Regions from separate parts of the Mus musculus genome. Here region 1 is linked to region 2. A link is a loop called in an ENCODE intact Hi-C map of the cell type or tissue named here. Cell type or tissue: heart. All regions are shown on one strand. Each heading gives the region's core, and the rest is flanking DNA. Links, peaks and the distances in the headings are about the cores only.

Region 1 (8,329 bases), core at 86-8,085, 140 kb after region 2:
TGATCCTCCTGTCTCGGCCTCTTAAGGGTTGGGTTACAGGCACCAGGTACCACATCCAACTCTAGTTTTATGTCTTATAGGACTCCATAGGAGTGGAATCATGCCTGTACTGGAGGGGTTCTATCTGGTTTTCTATGTATTTATTCTGTGTGTGTGTGTGTGTGTGTGTGTGTGTGTGTGTGTGTGTAATACACTAGCATGTACGAGTGATGGAAGGAGTATAGAGACCAGAGGACAAGGTTCAGGAGTCAGTTCTCTCACCCCACCACGTGGGTTGCAGAGATCAAACTCACATTGCTGTTGGGTTTGGTGGCAAGCCCCTTTACCCGCTGATCCTTCTTGCTGGCCCCTTGTTTTTTTCTGGGAACAGGATCTCACTATGCAGGCCATGATGGCCTTGAATTCACTATATAGCTCAGGCTGGCCTTGATGTTTCGGTGATCCTCTAGACTCAACCTCCCAAGTCCTGGCATGATTAAAAGGTGCTGTCACCCTGGCTTGGGATCACGTCTCTACAATGTGATGTCCTTGTGACCCATCCAAAGAGTAGGTAGCAGTTAGTCCTTCCATTTCATGACACTCTAGAATACAGTATGCCCTGGTTTATTTGGGTTCACTATGTCATACTGTCCTGGAGGTGGGAAGGGTTGCTCCCAGTGAGCTCTAAGGCTTCTTCTCTCAGGGGGCATAGTTGACTATTTATTTATTTGGGGTTCTTCAAAATGTCAGGTCTGATGAGAAAGTGCTGGAGACAGGAGAATGAAAGGAGATCCCTCCAGAAGTTTCCTTAGGCAGAGTCCTATTGTGTCAACTTTTTATGGGGCGACAAGAATAAACACCTATTTGCCCCCACATAGGAAATCAGTGACAGACTAAAGCAATAACTCTATCAAAGTCCAACTTGATGAACCAGTGAGTTTCATGGGGGTTACTAGCAGGAGTGTGGGTGGGGAGCTACTTGGAGGAACAGAGCCTCTCAAAGCTATGCGAACCCCTGAGAAGCCTACCCTAATCCACCATGGGCAAGGACTCATAAAATCTGCATCCATGAAGCTCTCAGGACAAAATACAAGCAGGTTAGCTTCCTCTCCCCAGTCCATCATAACTACTTCTATAACCTTGGACAGGGGTTTTGTGAATCCTTGTAATTTCAGGAACTTCCTGAGATTTGTAAGTTGTTTGCTTTCTGAATCTTAAAACGTCTCCCTTTTTTCCTGGGAGAGAATGCTTCAAATTGGAAGAAATTGGTAAATCAAAGTCAAGACCCATGCTTAGTGTCTAAGACAGTGGAGGGCTAAATGCTGTTCCATTGGCGCCTTTTCATGCTACCCTGTGTTGTTTCAGGGTTCCAGCAAAGCCAGAGCCTAGAGCTGGTCCCTCTATACATCCCCATTAACTCATCCTCCTGCATAGTTGGTACAGTCCAGATAACACCAAATAAATCACTTCCCTCTCACCTCCCCTGCTGCCTCATCCCCTTCTGGAAGACTTCTGTTTCTTCTTCAAGGCCCAGCACTAAACTCTACAAAGCCTCAAGGTTTGAAGCCACCATCCCCTTCTATACTTCCTTCTGACCAGCACTGAGCCTCCACGCTCTACTCCATCCTCCTCACCAACAAAGGCCAGCAACACAGGCCTCTACTATGAATCAGACTATGAGTTCTTGGAGTCTGAGGGCCCTAGGATGGGATGAGAAGACACAGTCTCTGGATTCGCACTGGGGTGGGCTAGTTTTTAGCAGCGCCTAGGATCTGGATGCTGCCAGGAAACAGGGATTTGTTTCGTTTTGTTTTAATTTGTATTATGTTTGGTTATTCGTGAAGGCGTTGGGGGTTGGAAGACAACTTGTAGGCATCTGTTATCTTCTCCCACAGTGTGGGTCCTGGAGGCACAACTTGTCACCAAGCTTGATGGCAGCTGCCTTCCTCTCAGCCAGTCCTGATCTGATATTGTCTTTTGAGACAGGGTCTCCTGCTGCCCAGGCTGGCCTCTAACTCCCTATGTAGCCGAGAATGATCTTGAACTCTTAAAGCTAAGGTTTCCACCTCTAAAGTATTGGAATGACAGGTATATATCATCATCACTCAGTTTTGCCTGGCTTCATGGATGCTAGACAAGCACTCTACTAACCAAGCTGCAGGCTTCTCTCTTTTTTAAAAGATGACTTATTTATTTTTTTATTTTATGTGCACTGGTCTTTTCCCTGTAAGTATGTCTGTCTGAGGGTGTTAGATTTCCCGAAACTGGAACCACAGACAGTTGTGAACTGCCATGTGGGTTCTGGGAATTGAACCTGGGTCCTTTGGGAAAGTAGCCAGTGCTCTCAATCAATGAGCCATCTCTCCAGCCACCACCACCCCCATCTTTCTTTTTCTAAAATAAAATGTTGCTATGTGGCCCAGGCTAGCCTTGAATTGGAAATTCTCCTGCCTCAGCTGCCCAAGTGCTGGGATTATAGCCTTGAGCCACCGTGCCAGGCATACCTGTAATTCCCCCTCCCCTCCCTTCCCCTCCTTCCCCCTCCTTTCTCTGCTTTCCCTCTCCTCCCCTCCCCTCCCCTCCTCTTGCTTCTCTTATTTTGAAGGGGGAGGGGCGTCTATTTGATTTTGAGTCAGGGTCTCACTACGTTGCTCACACTGACCTTGCACTGACTTTGCAGCCCCAGCAGGTCTGGAACTTGGAACTCTCCTGCCTCTGCCTTCTGCCTTAGCTGTGGTTCTGGGCCTGCCTGCATCACCATGGCTCCGCTCTCAAGGGCACCCACCGGCTGCTCTTCCACTGCTGAGTTGGTTTCCCAGCACCCACATGTTGGCTCACAAACACCCATAACTCCTGTTCCAAGGGATCCAACACTCTCTTCTGACCTCAAAGAGCACCAGCCACATATGTGGTGCACACATACACACATTCAGGCAAATAAAATAAATAAATCTTTTTAAAAATGTTCTGTTCTTAAAATTCTGGGAACTGACCATGAGATCTGATATCTACCCTTCCTTAGAGCTCCTGAGTGTGTATGTGTGTGAGTGTGTGTGTGTGTGTGTGTGTGTGTGTGTGTGTGCGCGAGCGCGAGTGCTGAGTGGGGGGCTTGAGCCCCACCCAGTCTAGGACAAACCCCTACCCTACCCTAGAAGAGAAGCCACAGTTCAGCAATATCCTGGCCCATGGTGCCCTCTGGTGGCTGGCAGTAAAGTCCCATCAAGGTGATTACAGATAGAGAAGGAGGTGTAGGGTTTATTTAGAGCTGCAGTTCTCAACCTGTGGGCCACAACCCTTACACAGGAATCACATACCAGATATTTACAATACGATTCATAATAGTAGCAAAAATCACAGTTATGAAGTAATCACGAAAATAATTTTGTGGTTGGGGGTCACCACAATATGAGGAGATGTAATAAAGGGTCGCAGCATTAGGAAGGTTGAGAGACGTTGATTTAGAGCATCTACAGGACTGTCACTGTTAGGAAGTATCCATCAAAATACATAATATTAATTCATTTTAATTATCATGTCATACAACAATTATATTGTTCCTTTATTAAGATGGTCTCAGCCCCCCCTCCAACTGGAGCTCCCTGTTAATGACTTCCTTGTCTTCCCCCTCCCAAGTGCTAGGATTATAGGCCTGCACTGTCAACCCCAGTTCACATGGGGATTGAACCCAGGGCTTTGTGCATGCTAGGCTAGCACACTGCCACCTGGGATCTGTTTCCATTTTAAAAATGAATTTAAACGCTACAAATCAAACCCAGGGCTTCACACAGCTAGACTAGCACTTTACCACTGAATTAAATCATCAGCCCCACCACCACCACACACACACACACTTTTTTCAGTGGAGGAAGGAGTCTATGTAGCCTAAGAAATCACGCCTCAAACTTGTGATGTTCCATCTGCCTTGACTTCCTGAGGACTGGGGTTGCAGGTGGGCATCACGATGCCCACTTTAAGATGCCCTGAGCCTAGTAAGACACTTCCAGCTTCCCTGTGCTGGCAGCCCCCAGTCAATGCTCACCTGAGTCCTCGCCTTCTCCCCAAAGCTTTCCTGTTCCTCCGCCTGCCTGTGGGTAGGCCTGTCACACTGGAAACCACAAGAGCCAGCGTTGGGAAAAGGACTACTTACCTGTGCTCATTGCATTTCCACATGCATGTGTCAGGAGTTCGAAGCCAGCCTGAGCGACATAGCGGAAGGGAAAGGGAGGGAAGGAAGTGGAGGAGAAGGAGGTACATCAAAGGATGGCAAAGGCCTGGGGAGGTGTGGAGGAATCCAAATGCCTACTTTGGGTTTTGTTTTGTGTGTGTGTGTGTGTGTTTGGTTTGGTTTGGTTTGATTTTTGCTTTGTTTTGCTTTGTTTTGTTTTGTTTTTTTGAGACAGGGTTTCTCTATGTAACCCTGGCTCTCCTGGAATTCACTCTGTAGACCAGGCTAGCCTCAATCATGTGGATGTCAGAAGGCAATTTGCTGTTGTTTGTTCCCTTCCTCTACCATGTGAATACTGGGAAATGAACCAGGGGAGGCTTCTAAGCAAGACTTCTTGCTGACCCGACTCTTGTGCACTCATGTGTGTGTGTGTGTGTGTGTGTGTGTGGGGCAGGGTAACATGTGCCACAGCACACCTCTGAAGGTCAAAGGACAATTTTGAGGCATCAGTTCCCTCCTGCCACCTTTACACAGGTTCAAAGGATCAAACTTAGGCCTCCAGGCTCCGGTGGCAAGCTCCCATACAGGGTAAGCCACATCAGGAGGTTGGCTTGGGGTTTTTGAATTTGGGAGAGCTCCAGGTGGAACTCTGGTCAAGTGATCAATTGGCTGGAACATCTGCAGCTCAAGGGAGTCAAATGGTCAGAAGGAAAGAAGGTGGGAGCCAAAATCATGTGGCAGCCCCTCAGTACCTTCACTTGTGTGTGTGTGTGTGTGTGTGTGTGTGTGTGTGTGTGTGTGTGTCTCTGTGTGTGTCTGCATCAGTGGTTATGTGCACATGAGTGCAAGGAGGTGATCACCTGGAGCTTAAGTTATAGATGGCTGTGAGCTGTGTGACCTGGGTGCTGGGAATGGAACTCAGGTCCTATGTGAGAGCAGCTGTGTTCTTAGTCCCAGAGCCAGAGCCACATCTGCAGTGCCCCCACCCCCACCCTCACCCCTGGAATCTTCGCTGAAAGCTAATGTTGCTCTGAGATGGCATTTAAAGCCACAAGACTCACCCCCTCCTTAGGAATCAGTAGAGAAGAGGCGTGATGTTGCCTGAACTGAACATTATAGAAGCTTATCTTCTCCTGACCCCACCCCCAATGCTGTTTTAACCATAGGGGCATGTCTGTGTAGTGGAATAGCAGGCAATAGGCAAAAAGAATGTGTTCATTATAAAGTGGCAGGAAAGGTTCCTTGTAGAGTGTTTGCCCAGTATGCAGGAGGCCCTGAGTTCCCTCCCCAGAGCCCAATAAACCAGGCAGGCAGCCACACATCTGTTCTCCCAGAGGTGGAGGGAGGAAGATCAGAAGGTCAAGGCCAAGCAAGATGTAGTGGCAAACATTTTCTTTCTTTCTTTTTTTTAATGAATAAAGCATAATTCCTCAATGTTTTAATAAAACACAATATAAATTGATACATACAAAGTGTTTTTATGATGTTACGACTTAAATTAACACATCATATTATGCTTAAGCACATGTTGACACCTAACCTTTGCTCTTCTTCAGAATTACCTTTGCTGCAGCCAGTACGTGGTAAATACGAGATTTACTTTCACAAGCATTTGTCCTGGACTCTTCTGCCAATCGCTGAACAAAAAGTAGGCAATTCAAATGGATCAGGAGGTCGCAGCACCTCCCCAGACCTAGGTGCGGCTTCTTCTGCTTAAGGAAGGTGCCTTGCTCTTTACCGGCCTAGTGATTGTGGTGGAGGGCGCCATCCTCACGGCCCATCGCAAGTCCCTTGGCCCCGGGCGACTTCGAGCTCAGAGCCTCTCACCGAAGACTGACATGCCACTTCCCTCCTCACACTCCAGAGTGGTCGATTTATTTGTTTGTTTGTTTGTTTGTTTGTTTATATTTTTCTTAAGGCAAACATTTTTAATTCCAGGATTCCAGAGACTGAGTCAGGAGGATGCTGACTTCAAGGCCAGTCTGTAGGGTAAAGCAAGTTCAAGGTTCAGCTCGGAGTACATGGCGTACACCTGCAACCCCAGCACTTTAGAGACACAGGTAGGAGAATCAGGAGTTTGAGGTCACAGAGCTTGAGCGTTGGCTCAGGGATGAAGAGCATTTGCTGCTCTTACAGATAACTGGAGTTTCAGTCCCCATACCACATGGCCACCACTCACACAGTTCGTCACTCCAGCCTCCGGGGAGCTGATGCCCTCTTCTGTCTTCCGACGGGACTGCACACGTGGTGGATATACATGCAGAGAAAACACTCATACACATAAAATAGTATTTTTCAAAAAAAAAAATTCATGGTCATCATCACCTACAGAGGATGTTTAGAAACCCAGCCTGGGCTGCATGAGACCCTGACTCAAGAAGAGAAAGGAAAGAAAGGGCAGGCCAGAGAATAACTGTGGATAAAAGTGCTTGCCCTACAAACCTGGTGATCTGAGAACCAACAATGGAAGTAGAGAACTGACTCCTAAAGGACATTCTCTGACCTCCACAGACATCATAGAGGGAGGGAGGGAGGGAGGGAGGGAGGGAGGGAGGGAAGGAAGGGAGGAAGGGAGAGAGGGAGGGAGGGAAGGAGGGAAGGAAGGAAGGAAGGTAGGTAGATAGAAAGATACATGATAGGCAGATGATTGATAGATGGCAGAAAGATAAATGATAGATATAGATTGATTGATTGATATAGGTAGATATGTAGGTGGATAGAGATAGATAATAGATGATAGATAGATGATAGATAGATAGCAGACAAATAAATAGATAGATAAATAAATTGATAGATATATACATAGTTACATAGAAAACAAAACATATTCAAAAAGAGCAGTAGCCTCCACTCACACGCAGGGCTCATTTGTAGAGCAAGCAAGAAAAGTGAGTCCCCATTCCCTGCCAGGATGCAATGTCCCTAGGCTTTGCCGGGGAAGAGGCCAACCTTAATGATAAGTGCTCCCTGGCTTGGCCCAGAGGGATTGACTTTATCTTAGACCAGAAGTTAACTTCACTGGAGAGCAGTAAGCCAAGGGAAGTTCTTCTCGGTCAGTGAGCATGCAGAGGACTGGAGAGCTATGCACTCACAATTGGCCATACCCACGCAGGAGCAGATAAGCCATGGGTGTACCTGGCCATGCTCCCATGCTTGCCCAGACCCAGGGCACTAGATCATCGAAACAGATCCTTGTTAAAGGCTTTGACTATGCCGGGGTGGTGGTACACACCTTTAATCTCAGCACTCAGAAGACAGAAGCAGGCAGAGTTTGAGGGCCAGCCTAGTCCACAGAGCAAGTTCCAGGTCAGCCAGGGCTACACAGAGAAACCCTGTCTCAAAAAAGCCAAAAACACAAAACAAACAACAACAAACAAACAAACAAACAAACACCCAAATACCTTTGACTAAATCTGAGAGCCCTGGGCTGGAGAGATGGCTCAGTGGTTAAGAGCACTGACTGCTCTTCCAGAGGTCCTGAGTTCAATTCCCAGCAACCCCCATGGTGGCCCACAACCATCTGTAATGGGGATCTCATGCTGTCTTCTGGAGTGTCTGAAGGACAGTGACAGTGTACTCACATACATTAAATCAATCAATCAATCAATCAATCAATCAAAAAAATGTGCTAAGAAGCCAGAATTTTGTTACTGTTTTGCTGTGAAACAGGTTCTGAGGTGCCTCAGGCTAGCCTTGAATCTCTCCTGTTCACCTCTCTAAACTTGCTTGTTGGTTTGTTTCAAACCAGGGTCTTCCACTGGTGTGTTGAGATAGGATCTCATGTAGGCCAGGCTGAGCTCAAAGTTGTGCATCCTCCTGCCTCAGACCTATGACTACTTGGATTAGAGGTGGAGCACCACACCCAGATGACAGCCAGGTTTAAAAATGGTGAGACCTTAAACCAGGTGGTGGTGGCATATGCCTTTGATCACTGCAGAGGCAGGCAGACCTCTATGAGTTCAAGGCCAGCCTGGTCTTACAGAGCTAGTTCCAGGACAGCCAGGGCTACCCAGAGAAACCCTGTCTCAAAGAACAAAGAAAGCAACAATAAACAGGGCTCGGGGGAGCAATTGCTTAACATATATGGAGCCTGGCTTTCATTCCCACCGCCTCATTAACCGGGTGTGGTGGTGCATGTCTATAATTCCAGAGCTCAGGAGGCTGAAGCACATACATCAGGAAATC
Region 2 (8,319 bases), core at 1-8,000:
GGTGGGCACATGACACTTGAGGCTGGCAGCACAGAGTGTGTCCCAGTACCCCACCATAGCCCAATGGTTCCCTCCTGGCTGCGTGTCCACAGGTCAGATGACTAGAATCCACAGAACCCCTCGAGGTCGTCTAGCAACAGAATGGGCAGTTTGGGGTCACTCGCCCAGACAAGACGGAGCCTTGGCCTCAGGGAACAGGCTGGCTGGCTTGCTTATTTATTTATTTATTTATGTTTGGTTGGTTTTGAGACACCACCTCTCTGTATAACCCTGCTAGTCTGAAGCTTACCACGTGGACCAGACTGGCCTCAACTCTCAGACCTGTCCGCCTCTCTCTGGCTCGCAGTGCTGGGGTATGCGCCCCGACAGCCTGCAACAGTGGGGCTTCTCACGGGCAGCTGCATGGGCCAGGGAGGCTGGGGCCTCTGAGTCCTCCCAGCCCAGGGTGCTGGGGGAGGCAGGCCAGGGATGGGGAGCTTCACCCCCAAGGCTTCGCTCCTCCCAGAGGGCGGAAGGCAAAGGCGCCCACTGCTCAAGACAGCCTGTTTCTGTTCTTGATCCCAGACTGCCGATGGGGCCCTAATCAACCAGCTGGCACTGCTGCTCCTGGAGAGAAGTGACTCCCTCTACCCGGTCCCTCAGTATGAGGCCCGTGTGCACGGGTAGGCTCCCGGCCCTGGCAAGGTCGCAGTGCCCATGACACACACAGACCACTTCCTGTGCCTCCCCTGTCCTGCCCACATGCTAGGGGCCTGAGCACTGGCCCTCCATCCTGCCAGTTCCGCCTGCAGCCTGCATCTCTCCTCCTCCATCCTGCCAGTTCTCCCTGCAGCCTGCATCTCCTCCTCCATCCTGCCAGTTCCTCTTCAGCCTGCATTTCCTCCTCCATCCTGCACTTCCCCTGCAGCCTGCACTTCCTCCTCCCATCAGCACATCCTAGTGGCCTCCTCTTCCTCCTCCTCCTCGATACTTTGTGTCCTCTCGGGCTGGCTCATGTCTCTCTTGCACGTGGTCCTGTCCACTGAGGTGGTTCTCAGCCTTCCCAATGCTATGACCCTGTAATACATAACATTGTTTCACCGCTACTTCATGGCTGTATGTTGCTGCTGTTATGAATCATAGCATAAATATCTGATATGCAGGGTATCTTATATGTGACCCACAGGTTGAGAGCCACTGCTTTAGAGGGTTTATTCACACACAAACACACCCATCCTGGGGATTAAACCTAGGGCCACCTGGATGTTAGGCAGGGGCTCTACCACTGAGCCACACCCCAGCCCCTTCCTGGCAGGCCATCTACTCCTCAGTTTTGTGGTAGGTCTCACTCCACCCCAGGCTATCCTAGAACTCACAGCCTTCCTCCTACCTCATTCTCTCAACTAGCCTGGATTTCAGGCATTCATGTCCCCATTGGAGTCAAAGGCTCCTTAATGGGTGGCAAGTTTTCCCTTTCTGACCTCAGCCATCTGCTCTGGCTCCCCTGCTCCCATTGGGTGGACTGGGGTTGGGCCTGCCCTGAGTACACAGCCCAGCGTTCCCGCTCTCCTCACAGGGTGCTGAGCTCCCAGCTCCTGGTGCTGTGTAAGCTGAAGCCATCGCTGGTGGTGGAGCTTTCACGAGAGCTCCTGGAGTTCGTGGGGAGCGTGAGCAGCATCCACAGCCGAGCCAGCGTGTTCACTTGTGTGGTAAGTGCACAGCCACCTTCCCCCGTCAAATAGCAAGCCCCATGCGTGCTGACCCCTGCTCTGGGCCTAGGTGTGGGCCATTGGTGAGTACCTGTCGGTGACTTGGGACAAGAGGTGCACAGCGGAACAGATCAACAAGTTCTTTGAAGCCCTGGAAGCCCTGCTGTTTGAAGTCACCCAGTCCCGCCCCTTAGCCGACTTGCCCTGCTGTCCTCCAGAGGTGGTCACTGCACTCATGACCACACTGACCAAACTAGCCTCCCGGAGCCAAGACCTGATCCCAAGGTACCCAGCTAGGAAGCACAGAGAAACCCATAGAGGGCAACCATTTAGGTGCCTTGGGGAATTGATTCTTGGCAGCTAAGGACCTGAGACCCTCTCTTTCCCAGGGTGTCACTGTTCCTGTCAAAAATGCGAACCCTGGCCCAGAACCCAGCCACCAGCTCTGTGCACAGTGAAGAGGGTGCGGAATCCATCCGGACCCGGGCCTCAGAGCTGCTAACCTTACTAAAGATGCCCAGTGTGGCCCAGTTTGTGTTCACACCTCCTGCAGGCGTGTGCCAGCCCCGCTACCACCGGGACACCAACGTGGCCCTGCCTCTGGCTCTGCGCACGGTCAGCCGGCTGGTGGAGAAGGAGGCTGGCCTCCTGCCAGGTTGAAGGGACAGTCACCACCTGAACAGTAGCTACAGCGTGAGAGCCTGGGCAGTCAGCAGTATTGGAGCTGAGCTGCAGGCGTGGGTGACTCGTGAGGCATGGTGGACATGACTGTCAGGATGGGATCACCAGCCCCTGGGGATGAGTCATCTCACCTTGTCTCTGTGGCTGGCCAGTCAGCCTTGAGCAGCCGGTAGGTGACTGAGTGTTACTTCCTAGGCCGAGCAGAAATGGCCTGGTCTGCTTGCTGCTGTTACTCATTTCTGGATTTGGGGGCAGGGAGCAGTGCAGGAAAAATAAACTAAAGAATTATTTATGCTGAGCAGTGGTGGCACATGCCTTTCATCTCAGCACTCAGGAGGTAGAGGCAGGTGGATTTCTGAGTTCAAGGCCAGCCTGGTCTACAGAGTGAGTTCCAGGACAGCCAGGACTACACAGAGAAACCCTGTCTCAAAAAACCAAAAGAGAATTCTTTAATATTACATGTATGTGCTTGCACACACCACAGTGCACACGAGATCAGGAGACAGCTTTTGCTACTCGGTTCTCTCCTCAGCCATGTGGGTCTTGGCTGGTTGCCTGGCTCAGTGACAAGCGCCTTTACCTACTGAGCCATTGTGCCTGCCACCAAGTAAATCTTCCAGTGCTGTGTACAGCCCAGGCCCCTCTCTCTGCCTTCCTTGGACTTGGAGAGCCAGGGAGCCTGGGCTGCTGCCTTCCCACCCTGCCCTCTGTTGAGGGAAATACCTGGGTCCCCTGATTGGCTCCTGTGTCCTTGATGTGACAGAAATGACATGCTCTGGAGCTGAAACTCACAAAGCCCTGAGTTTAATCCTGAGTGTAACCCCAGGCATGGGGTGCACACTGCAATCCCAGCACTCAGCAGGTGGAGTGAAGTTCGAGAAAGGTCAGAAGTTCAAGGTCAGCCTTGGCTAGGTAACAACTTGAAATGCAGCCTGGGCTACAAAAGAAATTGGGCCTAGAAGATGACTCAGCACATAAAAGGCCTTGCTAGATGCCCCTGATGACCCAGGGTTGACCCCTGGATCTCATGTGTAAGGCTGCGTACCATGGTGTGTATGTAGCTGTGAAGACAGCAGTTCAAAGCTCAAAGGCTTGCTACAGCAGTGGAAGAACGAGCTGGAAAGCAAGAACCAACTCTCAGAACGCACGCCATGCCTTGGTCACATAAGACATTTTAAAAGCTAAATAAAACTCAAGGTGTATTCATGAGGGCGCGGTGTCTTCTGGGTCCACATGCAGGTGGTGTTTGCCTAATTATGCTGCTTCCTAACTTAAGGATATGGAAGGCTAGACTTGGAGGACTTTTATGTGCTCCAGTGGTTCTGCACAGAGGCTTCCAGGTTTCATGGTGCTCAAGGGTGCAGGCTCCTGCCTGCTGAGAATTTTTGCAATTTTCCTGAGCCCTGGACAGATAGTTCTTCAGAACTACTCAGGCACTGACAGCACATGGCCACCAGATGGCGCCACCGCACCAGTTTATTGATGCGCACGCCTTTGGCCCCACCCACAACTCCATCCTTCACTTTGTTTCTGGGCTCTGTATTGGGGCTGGAGTTCCCTCAGGAAAAGTTGAATTTAGGCTCCGGCTGAGGTGTGCGGCTAAGTGGGGTGCACCTATCGAGGCCACGGGGTTACTAAAGCCCACGTGGGCCTCGTGTCCGGATTCACGTTCAGGGAGAGCTTTACTTGTTACCACTAGGCCTGTTGGGCCCGGGCCAAACTCCCTCCCCGAGCTGGGCCTGGACAGATGTGTTCAGGGAGTGCTATCTGTTCCTGTGAGGGCAGGAAGGACAGTGTCATTAGTGACTTAAAAAAAAAATTAGCCTTTTGCTTTATTCAGTGAGTGTTTTTGCCTGCATGCATGTCAGCGCGCCATGCGCATGTTTTGCATGCAGAGGTCAGAGAGCCTCAGACCCACTGGAACTGGAGTCGCAAGCTTGTGAGCCCCCATGTGCTGGGAATTGAACCCAGGTCCTCAGGAAGAACTCCTAGTGATCCTAACCACTGAGCCATCTCTGCAGCCCAGAACCTTGGCATCCTTCAGTCACAGGGTACATGGCTCCACCAGCACTGCACAGAAAGTTGATGAAGCCATGCCAGCTTGAACAAGGGCAGAGGTGTTTGAAGACACACTGCCCTCTTCTTGTTGAGCACCAGACAAAGCCAAGTGCCCACTCAGATGGCAGGGGCTGCCCTGGCCCCTCAGAGGGTCACATACGGTATTCAGCCACTCTTCCTACCTTCGTCTGGCTAGAGGCTTGGGCTCCAGGCTCCTAGGCCCCCGTGACGTTGGTGAAGCTTTTACACCTCCTCGGCTGTTATAATCACCTTTCATATGAATGCTTGACAACCCGTTTGCACACATGCCAAGGTTTTAATATGTGGTATGAATGTGTGTGTGTGTGTGTGTGTGTGTGTGCCTGCAATGGAGAGGCTGGGGGTTGGTGCGGAGTGGTTGGTTTCCTCAGTTGCTCTCCACCTAATTGGATTTTTTTCCTTATGTTCTCCTTGGGAAGGCAGAGCATGCGTGGAGCTAAGGACAGATTTCGAGTCTGTTCTGCCCTAGGGGTTGCTCTCACGTTGTCGGGCTCTGCAGCAAGTCCTCTTACCCAGTGATCCATCCCATCAATCTTATATTTTTAAAATAATTTTAGTTTTGAATGAAAATAGTTACTTTCATACAGTTTATTCTGATGAGTTTCCCCTCCCTCATCTCCTCCCAGATCCTCCCATCCCCCTGCCCTTCCAATTTCATATCTTTCTTAAGAAAACAAGCAAGCAAATAGAAAAGACGAACAAGGATTTAAAAAAATGAATAAAATGGGGGGGGGATACTTTTCAGAAAGTAGGAGAAACATACAAATGAGAAACACACACACACACAAGACTAGTAAGGGGGCAGGGGACCCAAACAAAGCAGTATGAGATCTCAAAACATCCCTGTTTTGAGATGTCTGTTAGCCATCTGCTGCTGAGTGTGGGGCCTACCTGTAAGTGGGGTTTGTTTACCCAATGAGGCTCCCTTGGAGAAACAGATTTTTTTCTTTGGTTGGGGATAGGAGCTGGAATCTACTTCCTCATCTCGGCACTGGGACCTGTGGGCTTGGATCTGTGCAAAGCCCACGAAAGCTGCCACGGCCTGTGAGCAAATGTGTGTGTCAGTCCTGTTGTGTCTGGAGGACAGTCTTAGGTGTCATTCATCCCCCCTGGCTTTTACACTCTTTCTGCCTCCTCTTCAGCAGTTTCCGGAGCCCTGAGGGGAGGAATTTGATGGAGACTCCAAGATCTGTCACACTCTGCATACTGGGCAATTGAAACCACTTTTTTTTTTTCAGATGCAGCTAGCATAGATTCAGGCATCTTCCTGTCAAACATACACATCAGCAATACACACAGCAGCAGCATACACACATACACCAGCAATACACATACACACCAGCAATACACACACAGCAGAAGCAGCATACACACACACACACCAGCACTGGGTCACAGGCAGTCAGCACTGGGCCTTTAAACGGATGATGAGACTGTCCCCTCATGCTTGGCATGCGTCACTGACCGAGCGCCTGTATTGTGCTCTTTTTATGAATGGCTAAATAATAAGAACCAAGAAGCCCTGCACAAAGCATCATGACCAAGTTGGCGAGGAAAGGGTTTATTCAGCTTACACTTCCACATTGCTGTTCATCACCCAAGGAAGTCAGGACTGGAACTCAAGCAGATCAGGAAGCAGGAGCTGATGCAGAGGTCATGGAGGGATGTTCCTTCCTTCCTTCCTTCCTTCCTTTTTCTTTCAAGATTTATTTATTATATGTAGTCCACTGTCACTGTCTTCAGACACACCAGAAGAGGGCATCTGATCTCATTACAGATAGTTGTGAGCCACCATGTGGATACTGGGATTTGAACTCAGGACCTTCGGAAGAGTAGCCAGTGCTTGTAACCACTGAGCCATCTCTCCAGCCCCAGGAGGAATGTTTCTTACTGGCTTGCTTGCTCTGCCTTGCTCAGCTTGCTTTCTGATACAACTGAGGACTACCAGCTCAGGGATGGCACCACCCATTATGGGCCCTCCCACCCTTGATCACTAATTGAGAAAATGCCTTACAGCTGGATCTCATGGAGGCATTTTCTCAGTTGAGGCTCCTTTCTCAGTGATTACTCCAGCTTGTGTCAAGCTGACACAAAACCAGCCAGTACAAGCCTACTATCCAGGATCAGAACTGTTATGGTGGCCACACCCCATCTCTCTGTGCGCCCCCAGTCTATGCAGCCTGCTCCACTGTTTAACCCTAAACACTCTTCTGAGTTGCTTGAAGAATTGAATTGCCTGTGTCAGCAGGTATCCCTTACTGTATGTCCTCTCTCTGTTGTCTGAACAAGGTCATGCTGGCTTATTGCAAGAAGGCTTCCTGCTGGCATTCTTCCAGTAGTGTCTGCAGGAATGTGGGGTCCCCTCCTCTGCTCCCCAGCATGGAGCTTGTGAACCCAGGAATGAGACCCTGCACCAGCTGCAGCCCCTCAGCTCTGTTCTGAGCTGTAAGCGTTTCTTCTGGATGAAGCCATCAATTGGGGGTGGGGTGTTGGTTTTTCGAGACAGGGTTTCTCTGTAGCTCTGGCTGTCCTGGAACTCACTTTGTAGACCAGGCTGGCCTCGAACTCAGAAATCCCCCTGCCTCTGCCTCCCGAGTGCTGGGATTAAAGGCGTACGCCACCACGCCGGCAACCATGAATTTTAAATATCAGTTTAAAAGCAAATTTAGGGGCAGGGGAGTGGAGAGATGGTTCAGTGGCTAAGAGTGATCACCGCTCTTGCAAAGGACCTGGGTATGGGTGCCAGCACCCACATGGAAGTCACATGTAACATAGTTGTAGATCTGGTCCCTCCTGCAGCCTCAGTGGGCTCCCGAATATGGACAGTACCCATAGACTTGAGTTGAAGTCCCAGGACCTACATGGTGGAGAGAACCAACTTCCATAGCTGTCCTCTGTATCTCCACGTGCACACCACGGCATGCATGCATACCTCACCACCCCCATTCCATGCACTCAAAATAAATCAATAAAAATGTGTAAGATCTTTAATATATGCTTTATCCAGCATCTTGGGCATCACTGAGTTGTGGCTGCTTATCCAAGCTGGGTGCAGCCACATGCAGCCACAGCAGCAGGTGGGACATTGTAGCAGTTCCTGGTAGCAGCCAGGAGGGGGCAGTATGGAGACGCATGAGAGCAAGTAATAGGGCCAATCCAGGACTGTGCCCTCCACAAAGATCCCTTTCATGTGAGGACTATTTGCAGTTGATTGGGACCCCTTTGTACCAAGAATTTCTCCTGTTAAAAATATGAGAACCTTGGGCTAGAGAGAGAGAGCTTAGTAGGTAAAGCCCTTGCCATAGATGCATATAGACCTGAGTTCGAATCCCCGGAACCTACATAAAGCCAGCAACAGTAGCACATGTGTCTGTAAGCCTCATGCTCCTACAGTGAGATGGAAGGAGGAGAAAGGAGAGTACCAGAGACTCTCAGGCCACCAAGCCTGGTGCACACACAGCAGGCAGCACACAACAAGAAAAGGAGACTGTCTGAAGGAAGGGGAAGGTGAGGGCTGACATCTGAGGTTGTCCCCTTCCCTCAATACGTGATGTGGCACCTGTGCACCTACACACACCCCCACACACACATACACACAGAAAGAGACACACACAGAGATACACAGGCAGACACACAGACACAAGAGAGAGAGACGCAGCACACACAAACACAGATACACACATAGGCACAGACACACACACACACTGAACTCTTTTAAGATGAAGTCTGTGCAACTGAGCACATGGACAGAGCTGCTAACCCTGCTAAAGATGCACACAGCATGGTCACATTTGTTCATACTCCGTGTGGGCATGTGACTGCCACAATCACAGCACACCAGCCCCTGGCTTCC

What was found. Peaks named below come from ENCODE experiments on the same cell type or tissue, not always from the same donor. Only the 100,000 strongest peaks of a DNase experiment are listed, where the experiment ranks them.
Region 1: a loop joins it to region 2, with 7 times the contacts of the local background. A loop is called at or near these places in 14 of 42 quality-filtered maps.

Annotation. Positions count from the first base shown.
Region 1 is chr5:142,616,921-142,625,249 of GRCm38, forward strand. It overlaps the pseudogene Gm31274. Among named protein-coding and RNA genes, the nearest start is that of Wipi2, 8.5 kb to the right of the region's middle. In heart, for the core only: a CTCF peak has its summit at 3,182 (motif pointing left); no DNase peak of the experiment used is centred there.
Region 2 is chr5:142,475,139-142,483,457 of GRCm38, forward strand. Ap5z1 (adaptor-related protein complex 5, zeta 1 subunit) reads left to right here. Exons shown (of 17, transcript NM_172725.2): 14 at 565-662; 15 at 1,556-1,688; 16 at 1,759-1,973; 17 at 2,078-3,577. The coding sequence ends at 2,348. Among named protein-coding and RNA genes, the nearest start is that of Ap5z1, 15 kb to the left of the region's middle. In heart, for the core only: CTCF peaks have their summits at 3,812 (motif pointing right) and 7,569 (motif pointing right); DNase peaks (open chromatin) are centred at 2,344 and 3,953; H3K4me3 peaks cover 374 bases; H3K27ac peaks cover 373 bases.